Regions from separate parts of the Homo sapiens genome. Here region 2 is linked to region 1. Evidence: read pairs that join two places in POLR2A ChIA-PET (ENCODE). Cell type or tissue: Panc1. All regions are shown on one strand. Each heading gives the region's core, and the rest is flanking DNA. Links, peaks and the distances in the headings are about the cores only.

Region 1 (9,410 bases), core at 918-8,917:
TCTACCACTACACCTGGCTAATTTTTGTATTTTTCGTAGAGATGGGTTTCACCATGTTAGCCAGGCTGGTCTCAAACTCCTGACCTCGAGTGATCCACCGCCTCAGCCTCCTAAAGTGCTGGGATTACAGGCATAAGCCACTGTGCTCAGCCTACTTTGTCTTTCCTGAAAAACCTTTTAAAATTTATTTGATGGACTTTGTCTCAAAATAAATAAAATAAAATGTATTTGATGATCAATATCTAAGTCTACTCACCACACCATTTTGTCACTGGAAAGGCAGAAGTGACCTCTCAAGGCAGCCAGGGCAGCATGGGTAGAATACAGATGGAAACCAACGGGAATCCCACAAGAACCACAGAATAAAAGGTTGTAAGTACTAGGGGTGGGGAAAAACACAATATGGGTAAGAATAAAAAATCATATAAGAAATAAAAAATAACTAGTCTCTGAAGCATTCCTAACACCTAAGTCAGGGTGAAAATTACATTGTAATAGGAATGAGACGGAAAGAATGTCACATTCAAGAAAGGGTAACTCAGATTGTAATTTAATTACATGCTGGATTGCGGATACCCTCGTATATTCTGGTCAAAGCAATCATGGATGTATAATTGTCGCTTCAGAAGAGAAAGGTAATTTACCCCTAATAAACACAAAAAGAGCTAACTAATCTGATTAACATTTAAACATTTAAAACTACAAATCATGTAAAATGGCTATCATTATATAAATTCACAGTTGTTGAAAAATAATCAAGTTGACTGGGGCCTTACTAAACAAATTGTTCATAGAACTAAAATCAAGGTTTGTCTTTTGCTTATATTAAAAAAGAAAGTTAATGAAAAAAATGCGCCCTCTCCCTCTCCCTCCTCTCCCCACGGTCTCCCTCTCCCTCTCTTTCCACGGTCTCCCTCTGATGCCAAGCCAAAGCTGGACTGTACTGCTGCCATCTCGGCTCACTGCAACCTCCCTGCCTGATTCTCCTGCCTCAGCCTGCCGAGTGCCTGCGATTGCAGGCACGCGCCGCCACACTTGACAGGTTTTCATATTTTTTTGGTGGAGACGGGGTTTCGCTGTGTTGGCTGGGCTGGTCTCCAGCTCCTAACCGCGAGTGATCCACCAGCCTCGGCCTCCCAGGGTGCCGGGATTGCAGACGGAGTCTCGTCTCGTTCACTCAGTGCTCAATGGTGCCCAGGCTGGAGTGCAGTGGCATGATCTTGGCTCGCTACAACCTCCACCTCCCAGCCGCCTGCCTTGGCCTCCCAAAGTGCCGAGATTACAGCCTCTGCCCAGCCGCCACCCCGTCTGGGAAGTGAGGAGCGTCTCTGCCTGGCCACCCATCGTCTGGGATGTGAGGAGCCCCTCTGCCTGGCTGCCCAGTCTGGAAAGTGAGGAGCGTCTCTGCCCGCCCGCCATCCCATCTAGGAAGTGAGGAGCGCCTCTTCCCGGCCGCCATCCCATCTAGGAAGTGAGGAGCGTCTCTGCCCGGCCTCCCATGGTCTGAGATGTGGGGAACGCCTCTGCCCTGCCGCCCCGTCTGGGATGTGAGGAGCGCCTCTGCCCGGCCGCGACCCTGCCTGGGAGGTGAGGAGCGTCTCTGCCCGGCTGCCCCATCTTGAGAAGTGAGGAGACCCTCCGCCCGGCAGCCTCCCTGTCTGAGAAGTGAGGAGCCCCTCCGCCCGGCAGCCACCCCATCTGGGAAGTGAGGAGCGTCTCCGCCCGGCAGCCACCCTGTCGGGGAGGGAGGTGGGGGGTCAGCCCCCCGCCCAGCCAGCCGCCCCGTCCAGGAGGGAGGTGGGGGGGTCAGCCCCCCGCCCGGCCAGCCGCCCCGTCCGGGAGGGAGGTGGGGTGGTCCAGCCCCCCGCCCGGCCAGCCGTCCCGTCCTGGAGGGAGGTGGGGGGGTCAGCCCCCCGCCCGGCCAGCCGCCCCGTCCGCGAGGTGATGGGCGCCTCTGCCCGGCCGCCCCTACTGGGAAGTGAGGAGCCCCTCTGCCCGGCCACCACCCTGTCTGGGAGGTGTACCCAACAGCTCATTGAGAATGGGCCATGATGACAATGGCAGTTTTGTGGAATAGAAAAGGGGGAAAGGTGGGGAAAAGATTGAGAAATCGGATGGCTGCTGTGTCTGTGTAGAAAGAAGTAGACATGGGAGACTTTTCATTTTGTTCTGTACTAAGAAAAATTCTTCTGCCTTGGGATCCTGTTGATCTATGACCTTACCCCCAATCCTGTGCTCTCTGAAACATGTGCTGTGTCCACTCAGGGTTAAATGGATTAAGGGCGGTGCAAGATGTGCTTTGTTAAACAGATGCTTGAAGGCAGCATGCTCCTTAAGAGTCATCACCACTCCCTAATCTCAAGTACCCAGGGACACAAACACTGCGGAAGGCCGCAGGGTCCTCTGCCTAGGAAAACCAGAGACCTTTGTTCACTTGTTTATCTGCTGACCTTCCCTCCACTATTGTCCTATGACCCTGCCAAATCCCCCTCTGCGAGAAACACCCAAGAATGATCAATAAAAAAATAAATAAATAAATAAATAAATAAAAAAGAAAAAAATGCGCAGACTAAAAGAGAAAGAAAAGGGAATCCTATTACCCTAGCAAGCCATCTATTTTGTTTTCCTTATCCTCTGAAAAGATTACTGATGAAGAGTCAGATGTTGATTTTAGCTCTCATTACAATTCTTGAGCAAGTCATCATATTTGCTGGTATATAAGACATATTTAAATATTAGAAAGAAACATTTTGGTCAGGCACAGTGGTTCACACCTACTGTAATCCCAGCACTATGAGAGGCCAAAGTGGGCAGATAGCTTGAGCCCAGGAATTCGAGAGCAGCCTAGGCAACATGGTAATACCCCGTCTTAAAAAATAAATAAATGTTTTACAAGAAAAGCACTTTAAGAAAATATTTCATCATGCATGTGCTAAAAGCAATTTTAAAGTGGTTTGGTAAAGGAAAAATAAATTGTATTAATATATAGTATGAAGTTTTTTTTGGTTTTTTTTTGAGACAAGTTCTTGCTCTGTCGCCCAGGTTAGAACGTAGTGATACAATCATAGCTCACTGCAGCCTTGAATTCCTGGGCTCAACTGATCTACCTGCCTCAGCTTCCCAAAGCTGGGACTACAGGTGCATGCTACCATGCCCTACTAATTTTTTTTTTGGCAGAAATGGGGTCTTACTTTGTTTCCCAGGCTAGGAGAATTCTATTAACAAAATACAACATAAAAATCACATAGCTAGCCCGGGCATGATGGCTCACGCCTGTAATCCCAGCACTTTGGGAGGCCAAGGCGGGTGGATCACCTGAGGTCAGGAGTTCGAGACCAGCCTGGCCAACGTGGCGAAACCCTGTCTCTACTAAAAATAAAAAAATTAGCCAGGCCTGGTGGCGGGTGCCTGTAATCCCAGCTACTTAGGAGGGTGAGGCAGGAGAATCGCTTGAACCTGGGAGGCGGAGGTTGCAGTGAGCGGAGATTGTGCCACTGCACTCCAGCCTGGGCAACAAGAGCGAAACTCCATCTTAAAAAAGAAAAAAAAAAATCACATAGCTAAAAAGAAATATTCATGTCAGTGGATACTAAAAAAGAACAAATAACAATATATTGAGTTTATTGGTAAATGAAGTCCCACACCCACACCACACATATAGTAATGTAATCTTGTGAATATAGTTAACCAAAAAGCAAAATATGAAATAAAGTGTCATTAATTTGAAATTCCACGTAGGAATTAATTAATTCAGACAAAGCACAGTACTTATAAACAAATGTCTCAGTGGAAATTAATTTAATTTCCATTCGGGCGCAATGGCTCACGCTTGTAATCCCAGCATTTTGGGAGGCAGGCAGATCACTTGAGATCAGGAGTTTGAGAACAGCCTGGTCAACATGGTGAAACTCCGTCTCTACTAAAAATACAAAATTTAGCTGGGTTTCCAGAAGGTTTTTGATTTACTTTGCCCAGATCCATCAGAGGAATAACTATCTATAGTAGCTATAGATAGTAATAGTAAATGAGCATTGACTTCAACTTAAAGTCACCAGCTGCAATAGCCCCTAACAAGAAAGCCTGTCCTTTGAAGCTTTTTTTTCTTTTTCTTTTGGATGGAGTGCAGTGGTACAATCACAGCTCACTACAGCCTTGACATCCCAGACTCAAGTGATCCTCCCACCTCAGCCTTCCAAGTAGCTGGGACCACAGGTACACACTAAAATGCCCATCTAATTTTTAAATTTTTCGTAGAGACAGGTTCTTGCTATGTTGCCCAGGCTGGTCTTGAACTCCTGTGCTCAAGCAATCCTCCCACTTTGGTCTCCCAAAGTGCTGGGATTACACATGTGAGTCACTGTGACCAGCTCCTTTGAAGCCAGGTAATGACTTCTCCTTTCTACCTATGAAAGTCTGAGATGGTATCTTCTTCCAACAGAAGGCTGTTTCATCTGCACTGAAAATATGTTCTTTAGTGTACCCACTTTCATTTTCTGTAGCTTCTGCATCAGTACTTGCTGTTTCACTTTGGACTTTTGTTATGGAGAAGGTTTCTTTCCTTAAATCTCATGAACCAACCTCTGCTTTTTTTTTTTTTTTTTTTTTTAAGATGGTCTTGCTCTGTCACCCACCCAGGCTGGAGTGTGGTGGCACAATCACAGCTCCATTGCAGCCTCGACCTCTCTGGGCTCAAGCCAGCCTTCCTTCTCAGCCTCCCAAGCAGCTGGGACTATAGGTGTGCGCCACCACATCCGGCTAAATTTTTTTGTATTTTGTAGAGACAGCATTTCACCATGTTGCCCAGGTTGGTCTCAAACTCCTGGGTTCAACCAGTCCACCCACCTCGGCCTCCCAAAGTGCTGGGATTACAGGCGTGAGCCATTGCACCGAGCCAACATTTGATACTCTAAACTTCTTCTGCAGCTTCCTCACCTCTCAGCCTTCACAGAATTGAACAGAGTTAGGGCCTTGTTCTGGATTAGGCTTTAGTTTAAAGGAATGTTGTGGCTGATTTGATCTTCTACTCATACCACTCAAACTTTCTCCATATCAGCTTATCACTGGAATAGCACTTTTAATTTCCATTTATTTATTTGTTTGTTTGTTTGATGGAGTTTCGCTCTTGTTGCCCAAGGTGGAGTGCAATGGTGTGTTCTTGGTGCACTGCAACCTCCGCCTCCCGGGTTCAAGCAATTCTCCTGCCTCAGCCTCCCAAAGAGCTGGAATTACAGGTGTGCGCCACCATGCCCGGCTAATTTTGTATTTTTAGTAGAGATGGGGTTTCACCATGTTGGTCAGGCTGGTCTTGAATTCCTGACCTCATGTGATCCACCCGCCTCAGTCTCCCAAAAGTGCTGGGATTACAAGCGTGAGCCACCGCGCCTAACCCCATTTTTTTTCTTCATATTCACAATTTGGCATGACTTCACATGCCTTCCTCACTAAGCTTAATCATTTCTAGCTTTTGATTTAAAATGAGAGACTTGCAACTTTTTCTTTCACTTGAACACTTAAAGGCCATTGTTGGGTTATTAATTGGCCTGAGAAGGCAAGACTGAATGGCTAGTTGGTGGAAGTCAAAACACAGGCATGTATTGATTAAGTTTGCTATCTTCAATGGGTGCGGTTTGTGGCATCCCACAATTACAATAGTAACAGCAAAGATCACTGATCACAGATCAGTGTTAACAGACATAATGATGAAAAGGTTTTAAAAACTGCCAGAATTGGCCGGGCGCAGTGGCTGTAATCCCAGCACTCTGGGAGGCCGAGGGAGGCAGGTCATGAGGTCAGGAGATCAAGACCATCCTGGCTAACATGGTAAAACCCCATCTCTACTAAAACTACAAAAAAATTAGCCGGGTGTGGTGGCGGGCCCCTGTAAGTCCCAGCTACTCGGGAGGCTGAGGCAGGAGAATGGTGTGAACCCAGGAGGCTGAGCTTGCAGTGAGCCTAGATCACGCCACTGCACTCCAGCCTGGGTGACAGAGCGAGCCTCCGTCTCAAAATAAATAAATAATAAAAATAAAAACTGCCAGAATTACCAACATGTGACACAGAGACACAAAGTGAGCACATGCTGTTAGAAATGGTGTCAACAGACTTGCTCAACAAAAGCTTGTCACAAACCTTCAATTTGTTAAAAAAAAAAAAAAATGCAGTCCCTGGGCTGGGCGCAGTGGCTCACACCCGTAATCCCAGCACTATGGGAAGCCAAGGCAGGTGGATCATTTGAGGTCAGGAGTTCAGGACCAGCCTGGCAAACACGGCGAAACCCATCTCTAATAAAAATACAAAAATTAGCTGGGCGTGGTGGCACGCACCTGTAATCCCAGCTACTAGGGAGGCTGAGGCAGGAGAGTTGCTTGAACCCGGGATGTGGAGGTTGCAGTGAGCCAAGATCATGCCACTGCACTTCTGTCTGGGCAACAGAGCAAGACTCCGTCTCAAAAAAAAAAAAAAAAAATTGCATTACCTGGGCTGGGCATAGTGGCTCACACCTGTAATCCCAGCACTCTGGAAGGCCAAGGTGGGCAGATCACTTGAGGTCAGGAGTTCAGGACCAGCATGGCCAACATGGCAAAACCCTGTCTCTACTGAAAATACAAAAGTTAGCTGGGTGTGGTAGGGCACACCTGTCATCCCAGCTACTAGGGAGGCTAAGGCAGAAGAATTGCTTGAAGCCAGGGGGCAGAGGTTTCAGTGAGCCGAGATAATGCCACTGGACTCTAGCCTAGGTGACAGAGTGTGACTCCATCTCAAAAAAACAAACAAACAAAAAAGCAGTATCTGCAAGTGCAGTAAAACACAGTATATTTTATTGAATATTACTATAAAACAAGGAAAAGAAAATTGCAATAAGTTCAGATAGTGAGATTAATGATATAGCGGTGCCTCAGTGGCTAAACCATGGTTTATGATTTAAAAAAATTTATCCTAAGTTGACCACTGTAGAAGAAAAAAAGAACTTCATTCCCACACTTTGCCTCTGATCATGTGTATAGTCTGTGGCTCCTTATTGTTTTTTGTTTGTGATTTTTTGAGATGGAGTTTCGCTCATTCCCCAGGCTGGAGTGCAATGGCGTGATCTTGGCTTACCACAACCTCCGTCTCCTAGGTTCAAGTGATTCTCCTGACTCGGCCTCCCAAGTGAGTAGCTGGGATTACAGGCGTGCACCACCACGCTTGGCTAATTTTGTCTTTTACTAGACACGGGGTTTCCCCGTGTTGGCCAGGCTGGTCTCGAACTCCTGACCTCAGGTGATCTGCACACCTAGGCCTTCCAAAGTGCCGGCATTACAGGTGTGAGCCACCGTGCCCGGCCCCATGTTTTTAACAATCTTACCACAGTAGGTACTACGTCTCTAACCATCCGTGCTGAGCTGCTTTGGGTTGCCTTGCTCTGCCACTAAGGGTTAGCATCACCTAGCTTGCTGGGCCTTCCATCATTACATTGGATCATGGGCACTGGAGAATATTATAGGAGGAAAATACTTCCAATACACTACCAAATACAACTGTTTCTCCATATCCTTATCAGTAGAATGAGGTCAACTAGATTATGTTATTTTTTTGGTTATAACAGTCTGTGAATCTACAAGACAACAGGAAGTAATACCAAAGTGATGAAGAGTTGATTTACTGTATGTGATTTGTTTCAAAATACTCCAGGAATTAAAAAAAAAAAAAAGTGAAGAGTATAGAGGAAAATAATTGTCAAAATATTAATAACTGTTGAAACTGGGTACCTGGGGCTTATTATAGTGTTTGTGGTATGTTTAAATTTTTTTTTTTTCTGAGATGGAGTCTTCCTCTTGTCACCCAGGTTGGAGTGCAATGGTGTGATCTCGGCTCACTGCAACCTCCGCCTCCTGGGTTCAAGCGATTCTCCTGCCTCAGCCTCCCCAGTAGCAGGGATTACAGGCGCCCACCACCACGCCCAGCAAATTTTTGTATTAGTAGAGATGGGGTTTCGCTATGTCATCCAGGCTGGTGTTGAACTCCTGACCTCGTGATCCTCCCGCCTCGGCCTCCCAAAGTGCTGGGATTACAGGCGTGAGTCACTGTACCCAGCCAGAATTGGGATATATCTTTAAAAAGAAAAGAGGCTGGGCGCAGTGGCTCACGCCTGTAATCCCAACACTTTGGGAGGCTGAGGTGGGAGGATCACGAAGTCAGGAGATTAAGACCATCCTGGCCAACATGGTGAAACCCCGTCTCTACTAAAATACATAAAATTAGCCAGATGTGGTGGCATGCACCTGTAGTCCCAGTTACTCGGGAGGCTGAGGCAGGGGAATCACTTGAACCCGGGAGGCGGAGTTTGCAGTGAGCCAAGATCCTGCCACTGCACTTCAGCCTGGGCTACAGAGCAAGACTCCATCTCAAAAAAATAAAAAATAAAATAAAATAATTGAAAAGAAAGGCTGAGTGCAGTGGCTCATGCTTGTAATGCCAGCACTTTGGGAAGCAAAGGTGGGCAGATCACTTGAGTTCAGGAGTTCAAAACCAGCCTGGGCAACATGTTGAAACCCTATCTCTACAACAAATTAGCTGGGCATGGTGGTGCATGCCTTATAGTCCTAGCTACTTGGGAGGCTGAGGTGAAAGGATGGCTTGAGCCTGGGAGGCGGAGGTTGTTCTCCATCCTGGGTAAAAGAGCCAGACTCCATCTCAAAAAATAAATAAATAGAAAAAAGTTTCTTATAAAGATCCTTACCAAAATATTTATGGATGGAATGATGTAATTTCAGGTATCTGCTTCAAAACATTGTGGAGGATAGATATTTTGTTTTGTTTTAGAGATGAAGTCTCGCTATGTTGCTCATGATGGTCTTGAACTCCTGGGTTCAAGTGATCCTCCCACCTTGGCCTCCAAAAGTGTTGGGATTACAGGCGTGAGCCAGCATGATAAGCCAACTATGATTTTAGATGAAACAAGATTGGCCAAGAGTTGATAAGTGCTCTAGTTTAGTGACAGGTAGACAGAGGTTCATTATATTCTTCTCTCGGGTTTGAATTTGCCATAACAATTAGAAAAAAATGTACTTCACTTATAATACAAACAAAATTCCATTTAAATATGCTGTTGAGCACAACAAAAGCTCAGGGTAAAAAAGCTATTTCTAAGTGTCAACATACTATAATAATCCTTTTTAAAATTAGTTACAATAAATCCTCTACCAGTAAGAGAACAATAAAATGTAGACGGAAGTAACCTTGTATCTGTCTACTTTATGACTTTGAATCTAAGAGGTTCATGCCAATTGTAGAATGTTTAAATAAATGTCGGAGGGAGTATATTTTAGGAGTATTCAAATATGACAGATTGAGAGGGATCAATTTATTTCACATGCCTCATTAAGAGTAAAGTTAAGGCCTGGTGCGGTGGCTCACACCTGTAATCCCAG
Region 2 (9,410 bases), core at 800-8,799, 75 kb before region 1:
AGAGCAGTGGTTCTCATCTGAGGGCCATTTTGCCACCTGGGGCAAAATGTCTGGAAACATTTTTAATTGCCATGACTGGAGAATGCTACTAGTGCCTAGTGGGTTGTGGCCAGAGATGCTGCTAAACATCCTACAGTGCACAGGACAGCCCCCATGACAAATAATTATTCTGGTCTAGATGTCGGTAGTGCCAAAATTGAGAAACTCTGGTCTAGGTAAGTATATGATATCAGAGTGATGTAATGCTATATTGTTTTATGTTTGTAATTGTCTTACCATAATCAAATGAAATATTCTTTACCATTATCTCCCACACTAACTCTCAGTAGCAACCTTTCTTATGCTGTGGTTCTTCATCTTTGATTGGCATGTAATGAAGCTGTTGCCCTTCCTTTTGGCTGGCATGAAGCAGCTTAGGACTTCTTTAGAAAGTTTCTAGCACAGGTGTTGGATGTAGCATAAAGGGGGAAGGAATACAGTTGCTAAGCCTTTGGACGTAATCATCACCCCAAATGGAAACCCCATACTCATTAAGCATGGGGTTAAGCATACCTATTAAGCATACGTATTTCCCCCTTCTCTCATCCCCTGGCAACCATAAATCTACCTTCTTTTTCTCTCTGGACAATTCATATAAATGGAATTATATGGCCCTCTCATAACTGACTTCTTCTGGCTGGACACGGTGGCTCATGCCTGTAATTCTAGCACTTTGGGAGGCCAAGGCGGGCGGATCACCTGAGATCAGGAGTTCGAGACCAGGCTGGCCAACATGGGGAAACCCCGTCTCTATTAAAAATACAAAAATTAGCGTGGCGTGGTGGTGGGCGCCTGTGCGTGGTGGTGGGCGCCTGTAATCCAAGCTACTCAGGAGGCTGAGGCAGGAGAATTGCTTGAACTTGGGAGGTGGAGGTTGCAGTGAGCCCAGATTGTGCTGCTGTATTCCAGCCTGGGCGACAGAGAGAGACTTTGTCTCAAACAAACAAACTGACTTCTTCTACTTAACATGATGTTTTTAAGGTTCATCCATGATGTAGCATATACCAGTACTTCATTCCTTTTTATGGCTGAATAAATAGTCTGTCATATGGATATGCCACATTTGTGTATCCATTCAGCAGTTAGTAAACATTTGAGTTTACACCTTTTGAGTATTGCAAATAGTGTTGCTTTAAACATTTTTGGGTGCACATATGTTTTAATTTCTCTTGGACGTATACCTAGGAGTGGAATGGTGGGTCATATGAGTTGTCTTTTCACTCTCTTTGTAGTGTTCTTTAAAGCACAAAAGTTTTTAATTTTGATGAAGTCCAGTTTCTTTAATATTTCTTTCAGTGCTTGTGCTTTTGGTATCATATATAAGAAACCATTGCCAAATCCAGTGTCCCAAAGGCTTATCCTATATCTTCTTGTAAGGGCTTTATGGTTTTAGTTCTTATATTAAGGTCTTTTGATTTATTTTGAGTTGGTTTTGTATATGGTGTCAGAGAAGAGTCCAACATCATTTTTTTTTGCATGTGGATATCCAGTTGTACCAGCACCATTCGTTGAAGACGCTATTAAAACTATGTGAATTTACACTTGAAAAATAACTAGACTAGAAATCCCTATTTGTAATTTTAGCTCCAATACTTAAAAATTCCTTTGAGTTTATACTTGCCTCATAAATTCAGACTTAACCACCCAGTAAAGACTTAAAATTTATATTCTGAGTTCTTTTCTTCTTTGTAGAAAGTGGGTGGTTTCTAAATGTGTGTGTTTTTATCATGTTTGCTGTGTGCTGGAAAATAATCGAAAAGTTTTTTTTTTAATGAGCTGTTTCTTTTTTTTTTAAGATGGAGTTTCACTCTTGTTGGCCAGGCTGGAGTGCAATGGTGTGATCTCGGCTCACTGCAACCTCTGCCTCCCGGGTTCAAGTGATTCTCCTGCCTCAGCTTCCTGAGTAGCTAGGATTACAGGCGCATGACACCACGCCCTGCTAATTTCTGTATTTTTAGTAGAAACGGGGTTTCACCATCTTGGCCAGGCTGGTCTCAAACTCCTGACCTCGTGATCCACCCGCCTTGGCCTCCCAAAGTGCTGGGATTAAAGGTGCGAGCCACCGTGCCTGGCCAAAAAGCTTTTTTTTTTTTTTTTTTTTTTTTTTGAGAGAGAGTCTCGCTCTGTAGCCCATGGTCTCGATATCCTGACCTCGTGATGCACCTGCCTGGCTAACGCAGTGAAACCCCGTCTCTATTAAAAATACAAAAAATTAGCTGGGCGTGGTGGCAGGCGCCTGTAGTCCCAGCTACTCGAGAGGCTGAGGTAGGAGAATCACTTGAACCTGGGAGGCGAGATCACGCTACTGCACTCCAGCCTGGGAGACACAGCTAGACTCCATCTCAAAAAATTAAAAAAAAGCCCGGGTGTGGTGGCTCACACCTGTAATCCCAGCACTTTGGGAGGCTGAGACGGGCGGATCACAAGGTCAGGAGGTCGAGACCATGGGCTACAGAGCGAGACTCTGTCTCAAAAAAAAAAAAAAAATGTTGAAAACTTTCCAGGCGTCAGTGTAGCCTGCTCCTTAAAATCTAAGTAAGGGCCAAGCGCAGTGGCTTACACCTGGCTGTAATCCAGCACTTTGGGAGGCCAAGGCAGGTGGATCACTTGAGGCCAGGAGTTTGAGATCGGCCTGGCCGACATGGTGAAACACCATCTTTACGAAAAATACAAAAATTAGCTGGGTGTGGTGGCGCATGCCTGGAATTCCAGGTACTTGGGAGGTTGAGGCAGGAAAATTGCTTGAACCCGGGAGGCGGAGGTTGTAGTGAACCAAGATTGCAGCACTGCCCTGCACCCTGGGCAACACAGTGAGATCCTGCCTTTAAAAAAAAAAAAAATTCTGGCCGGTTGTGGTGGCTCACTCTTGTAATCCCAGCACTTTGGGAGGCCGAGATGGGTGGATCAGCTGAGGTCAGGAGTTCGAGACCAGGCTGGCCAACATGGTAAAACCCCGTCTCTACTAAAAATACAAAAAAATTAACCAGGTGTGGTGGCGCACGCCTGTAATCCCAGCTACTTGGGAGGCTGAGGCAGGAGAATCACTTGAACCCGGGAGGTGGAGGTTGCAGTGAGCCGAGATCGTGCCACTGCACTCCAGCCTGGGCAGCAGAGCAAGACTCCATCTTAAAATAAATAAATAAATAGGGCCGGGCGCGGTGGTTCACGCCTGTAATCCCAGCACTTTGGGAGGCCGAGGCAGGCAGATCATGGGGTCAAGAGAAGACCAACCTGGCTAACACAGTGAAACCCCGTCTCTACTAAAAATACAAAAAATTAGCTGGGAGTGGTGGTGGGTACCTGTAGTCCCAGCTACTCGGGAGGCTGAGGCAGGAGAATGGTGTGAACCCGGGAGGCGGAGCTTTCAGTGAGCCGAGATCACACCACCATACTCCAGCCTGGGCGACAGAGCAAGACTCCGTCTCAAATAAAAAAATAAATAAATAAAATAAATAAATAAATAAATAAGTATCTAAGTAAGATTTGCTCAATCTGTAAGTTACCATTTCACAGCCTGTGGAAAACCAGCAGACTAGCTCACTCATTTGGTAGGTATTTACTGACTATCTATGATGTGCCAGACACTGTTCTCCATGCTGGCAATATTTTTTTTTTTTTTGTAAGAGACAGGGTCGCACTCTGTCTCCTAGGCTGGAGTGTAATGGCACCATCACAGCTCACTGCAACCTCAACCTCCTGGGCTCAGACAGTTCTCCCACCTCAGCTGCCCAAGTAGCTAGGACTACAGGCATGCATCACTATGCCTGGCTAATTTTTTTTTCTTTTTACTTTTAGCAAAAAAGCAAAAAAGCGCACATTATGTGGTACAATGGAATAGTTTCTTCTAGGTATTCAAGGTAGCTTGGTGCTTCTCCTGTTATTTTTATTTTATTTTCATTTTTTGTGGAGACACAGTCTCACCTTGTTGCCCATGCTGGTCTCAAACTCCTGGGCTCCATCAGTCCTCCCGCCATGGCCTCCCAAAGTACTGGGATTATAGGCATAAGCCACTGTACCTGGCCTGAAAGCTCTAGGTCTTAAACCTGTTCTTTGATCTCTATCATGGTGTGGATTGAAATATAAGAAAGGTTGGGCGAGGAGACTCATGCCTGTAATCCCAGCACTTTGGGAGGCTGAGGTGAGAGGATTCCTTGAGGCCCGGAGTCTCAAGACCAGCCTGAGCAACATAGTGAAACCCCGTCTCTACAAAAAATAAAAATAAATGAGAGAAGCACCAAGCTACCTTGAATACCTAGAAGAAATTAGCCAATTGTACCACATAATGTGCCACATAGTAAACGAGTAATATATTTTATGTAAATCGTTTTGTCAGACCCACCCACTACTGGGATTTCACTCTGGCTGTGCCTCCTGACAATTATCTTCTTAGCCTGTGGCCATCCGATTAAATTGTCTTCCCCTTCTCTCAGCCCTCTCCTCTTCTACCCCCTCTAGCCTTAGAAATGAGTTGGCCTAACTGGGAACTCTTCTCTAGTAGAATGATCCAGTTCTCTCCAGCCTTTGTTGCCAAACTCAGCTTAAGGCCTGTCTTGATGTTTCCAGGACCCATCAGAGTGCTCATCCGAATACAAGTGGCTTCCAATCTTTTGTTACCTGGAACAGCTTCCACCTTCTTTTTTTGGTTTTTGTTTTTGAGACAGGGTCTGACTCTATTGCCCAGGCTTGATTGCAGTGGCACCATCACGGCTCACTGTAGCCTCCCACCTCAGCCTCCTGAGTAGCTGGGACTACAGGCACGTGTCACTGCCTGGCTAACTTTTGTATTTTTTGTAGAGAGGAGGTCTCGCCATGTTCCCCATGACTGGTCTCGAACTCCTGAACTCAAACCATCTGCCTGCCTCAGTCTCCCAAAGTGCTGGGACTACAGATGTGTGCCACCATGCCTGGCCTTCACCTTCTTTTTTTTTTTTTTTTTTTTTTTTTTTTGAGATGGAGTCTCGCTCTGTCGTCCAGGCTGGAGTGCAGTGGCACGATCTCGGCTCACTGCAACCTCCGCCTCCCGGGTTCATGCCATTCTCATGCCTCAGCCAACCGAGTAGCTGGGACTACAGGTGCCCGCCACCACACCCAGCTAATTTTTTGTATTTTTAGTAGAGACGGGGTTTCACTGTGTTAGCCAGGATGGTTTTGATCTCCTGACCTTGTGATCCACCTGCCTTGGCCTCCCAAAGTGCTAAGATTACAGGCGTAAGCCACTGCGCCCGGCCTCGCCTTCACCTTAAGAAGGCAGTTGTAGTTATTAGGAGAAAGATTTTCACTTCAACAATTTTTTTTTTTTTTTTTTACTTTCCTCTTTCAAGGTGCTCCATGTCTGGGCCTGAAGCCAAATTCTGCAGAGTGAGAGGCTACAGTGTACAGTCTGGGGCATTCTGCATTCCTTTGTAGTGATCAGCTCCAGTGGAACATAAGGCAGAACTGTGGAAGGCTTTGGTTAGAATGGAGCTTCTTCAGAGTGCTTTCAGAGACTCACTCCGAAGCATGCTTTATAGAACAGTCATTCCTTGGTCTATCAATAGGTGTTATGTTAAAAAAAAAAAAAAAAAGCAAAAAGTTATTGACTAAAATTTGTGAAAACCTTGGTCAACAAGGTTAAATAGGCTACCTAATTACTAGATTTCACCACATCTTTAATTTACCTGGGTGAATTGGGAACATTCAAGGGAGAAGTGTTTGCCAAATTGATTTGCAATTTCCCTGTCTGCCTTTTTACATGGACCATCTCTTCAGATTGATATTTCACGGAATATAAATATACACTGTAACCTTATAAACCTTACTTTCTTCAGATGCCATTATTTTGGGTAAGATATTTCTACCATTGCCATAGAGATTGTTTTTTCTAAAAAGGCAGCTTAGGCCAGGCGCAGTGGCTCATGCCTGTAATCCCAGCACTTTGGGAGGCCGAGGCAGGGGAATCGCTTGAACCCGGGAGGCGGAGGTTGCAGTGAGCCAAGATCATGCCATTGCACTCCAGCCTGGGCAGTAAGAGTGAAATTCCATCTCAAAAATAAATAAATAATAAATAAATAAATAATAAAGAGGAGGAGAAGAAATAATTTTTAAAATAGGAACAAAATCCAGGTGAGGTTTCTTACCAAAAAAAAAAAAAAGGAACAGAAGCAAACTTCCCAGCTAAAGGGCCCATTTTTAGTCTAAGAAGGTTCACCTAATGCTGAACAATGAATAATAAAGAATACTTCACAATAAGATATATATAGATGAAATTTCAGAATATCAAGAGGAGATATTTAAGACTTTCTTTCTTTCTTTCTTTTTTTTTTTTTGAGACAGAGTCTCGCTCTGTCACCAGGCTGGAGTGCAGAGGCACAATCTCGGCTCACTGCAGCCAAGTTCACCGCTTCCGGGTTCAAGTGATTCTCCTGCCTCAGCCTCCAGAGTAGCTGCAATTATAGGCGTGCACTACCACGCCCAGTGAATTTTTTTATTTTTAGTAGAGACGGGTTTCACCATGTTGGCCAGGATGGTCTCGATCTCTTGACCTTGTGACCCACCCACCTCAGCCTCCCAAAGTGCTAGGATTACAGGTGTGAGCCACTGTGCCTGGCCCAGAGGATGTTTTTAAAGCAAACTTTATTGAAGTATAACATACAGAAAAGTGCACAAATCAAAAGCATTGGACATGATAAATTTTCACCAAGGGAAGACTATCCAGCCTCCAGATGAAGAAACTGATTATTACCAATACCCAGAAGCTTCCCTTATGCTCCTTTTGTCTTTACCTGCTCCCCTCCCCAAAGGGTAATCATTATCCTGCCTTGTAACTCCATAGATTACATCAGAACAAAGAATATTTAAAGAAGAGAAACCATCTTTGTGTTCAGATACTGACCAGGCTCTTACCTTAACCTGACCTGCAAAAGACCACTTTAGGACCCCTGGGGTCCCCAACCTCTGGGTTGCAGACCAGTACCAGTCTGTGGCCAGTTAGGAACCGGGCTACACAGCAGGAGGTGAACAGAATGCAAGTGAGCATTATCACCTGAGCACCGCCTCCGGTCAGATCAGTGGCGGCACTAGATTCTCATAGGAACAGAAACCCTATTGTGAACTGCCCATGTGAGGGATCTAGACTGAGTGCTCCTTATGAGAATCTAATGCCTGCTGATCTGAGGTTGAACAGTGTCATCCTGAAACTATCCTGTCTACCCCCAGGAGAAAAATTATTTTCCATAAAACTGGTCCCTGGTCCCAAAAAGGCTGGGGATCGCTGCCAGCTGCCTTTTTTTTTTTTTTTTTAATTAGAGACAGGGTTTCCCTATGTTGCCCAGGCTGGTCTCGGACTCCTGGGTTGGGATTACAGGCACATGCCACTATGCCTGGCTTATTTTGTATTTTTAATAGAGACAGGGTTTCTCCATATTGGTCAGGCTGGTCTCAAACTCCTGACCTCAGGCGATCTGCCCACCTTGGCCTCCCAAAGTGCTGGGATTATAGGCGTCAACCACCACGCCTGGCCATCTTATCCATTTAATTTAAAAATACTGATTAAGTGCTTTAGCTAATGGAAATTTTTGTCATTTCAGTGTTAATAAATATGTTGTACCATATGCTTAACCTCTCATACTACTTAAAATGGAAAGCTGTATTTTCTTTTCTTTTTTTTTTTTGAGACAGAGTCTCGCTCTGTTGCCCAGGCTGGAGTGGTACAATCTTGGCTGACTGCAACCTCCGCCTCCCGGGTTCAAGCAGTTCTCTGCCTCAGCCTCCCAAGTAGCTGGGATTACAGGCACCCGCCACCACGCCCGTCTGATTTTTGTATTTTTAGTAGAGACGGGGTTTTACCATCTTGGCCAGGCTCGTGTCTAACTCCTGACCTCATGATCCACCCACCTCGGCCTCCCAAAGTGCTGGAATTACAGGAGTGAGCCACCACGCCCGGCCTGGAAAGCTGTGTTTTCTAATTGAATGTGTGTTCCAGTGGGTATGTCCTATTAACAGATTTTAATCTCCTCATTATGTACAAGTCAACTAAAGCAACAACCTGTGGGTGCTTGAGATAGAAGTTACCTGTGAGGCTGAATCTCTCTGTAAGAGAAGGGACTTGCACAGTGAAGGTGAGCAGTATAGAGGGATGGCATGTCTGGTTACTAACAGTCTAAAAACCCTGGTTTTTCTAAGCATCCCTGTGCCCTTGAATGTTTGGAAAACCACTCCCCATTGGAAATTTCTTGGCCACAAAGAATGCCATCGTACATGGCTCTGTTCTCAGAATTGACTACTACCAGTGATACTGTCTTTTTCTAAAAAAATCTTCAAGGAAGGTTTTCCTAGGTATACCATGAGGCAGAACATAATGTTGGTATGCTTTTCAGTGAATCCACACAAATCTGTATTTCACATGGTTTTTTTTTTTTTTTTTTTTTTTTTTTTTTGAGATGGAGTCTCACTCTGTCACCAGGCTGGAGTGCAGTGGCGCAATCTTGGCTCACTGCAACCTCCACCTCCCAGGTTCAAGTGATTCTCCTTTCTCAGCCTCCAGAGTAGCTGGGACTACAGGCTCGCGCCACCATGCCCAGCTAATTTTTGTGTTTTTAGTAGAGACGGGGTTTCACCATGTTGGCCAGGATGGTCTTGATCTCTTGACCTCGTGATCCACCTGCCTCAGCCTCCCAAAGTGCTGGGATTACAGGCGTGAGCCACTGTGCCCGGCCTTCGGATGGATCTTATGCTTGTGGTGTTTAGGCCACTTTGGAGTATTTATTTTTTTCTATTAGGTTTATGTTGATGGGTAAATTTGAGAATCTAAGTTTTAGAGAAACTGCCCAGATCTACATTCTACTATAAAGCAACCAGTAATAATAACTTGTTCGTATATTATTTATTTAACAGTTGACAAAGTATTTATTTATTTATTTATTTATTTATTTATTTATTTATTTATTTATTTTGAGACGGAGTCTTGCTCTGTCACCAGGCTGGAGTGCAGTGGCGCAATCTTGGCTCACTGCAACCTCCACCTCCCAGGTTCATGCCATTCTCCTGCCTCAGTCTCCCGAGTAGCTGGGACTACAGGTGCCCGTCACCACGCCTAGCTAATTTTTTGTTTTTTTAGTAGAGACGGGGTTTCACCGTGTTAGCCAGGTTGGTCTTCATCTCTTGACCTCATGATCCTCCCGCCTCGGCCTCCCAAAGTGCTGGGATTACAGGTGTGAGCCACTGCGCCCGGCTGACAAATTATTTTTTATACTCTTTCTGTTTGTTTTGTTTTTTCTGTTTTGAAACAGGGTCTCACTCTGTCACCCAGGCTCGAGGGCAGTGATGTTACCATGGCTCCTTGCAGCCTTGACCTTCTAGGCTCAAACAATCCTCCCGCTTCAGCTTCCCAAGTA

The links. ChIA-PET counts read pairs that join two places held together with the same protein. Peaks named below come from ENCODE experiments on the same cell type or tissue, not always from the same donor. Only the 100,000 strongest peaks of a DNase experiment are listed, where the experiment ranks them.
Region 2: POLR2A ChIA-PET joins it to region 1 with 10 read pairs; 12 of 35 experiments call an interaction of 5 or more read pairs at or near these places.

The regions. Positions count from the first base shown.
Region 1 is chr15:41,319,402-41,328,811 of GRCh38, forward strand. It overlaps OIP5 (Opa interacting protein 5), which reads right to left. Exons shown (of 5, transcript NM_007280.2): 3 at 257-379. Among named protein-coding and RNA genes, the nearest start is that of OIP5, 8.5 kb to the right of the region's middle. In Panc1, for the core only: no CTCF peak of the experiment used is centred there; no DNase peak of the experiment used is centred there.
Region 2 is chr15:41,244,505-41,253,914 of GRCh38, forward strand. All of the region lies in intron 2 of CHP1 (calcineurin like EF-hand protein 1), which reads left to right. Among named protein-coding and RNA genes, the nearest start is that of CHP1, 18 kb to the left of the region's middle. RefSeq lists a silencer at 4,393-4,593. In Panc1, for the core only: no CTCF peak of the experiment used is centred there; a DNase peak (open chromatin) is centred at 5,427.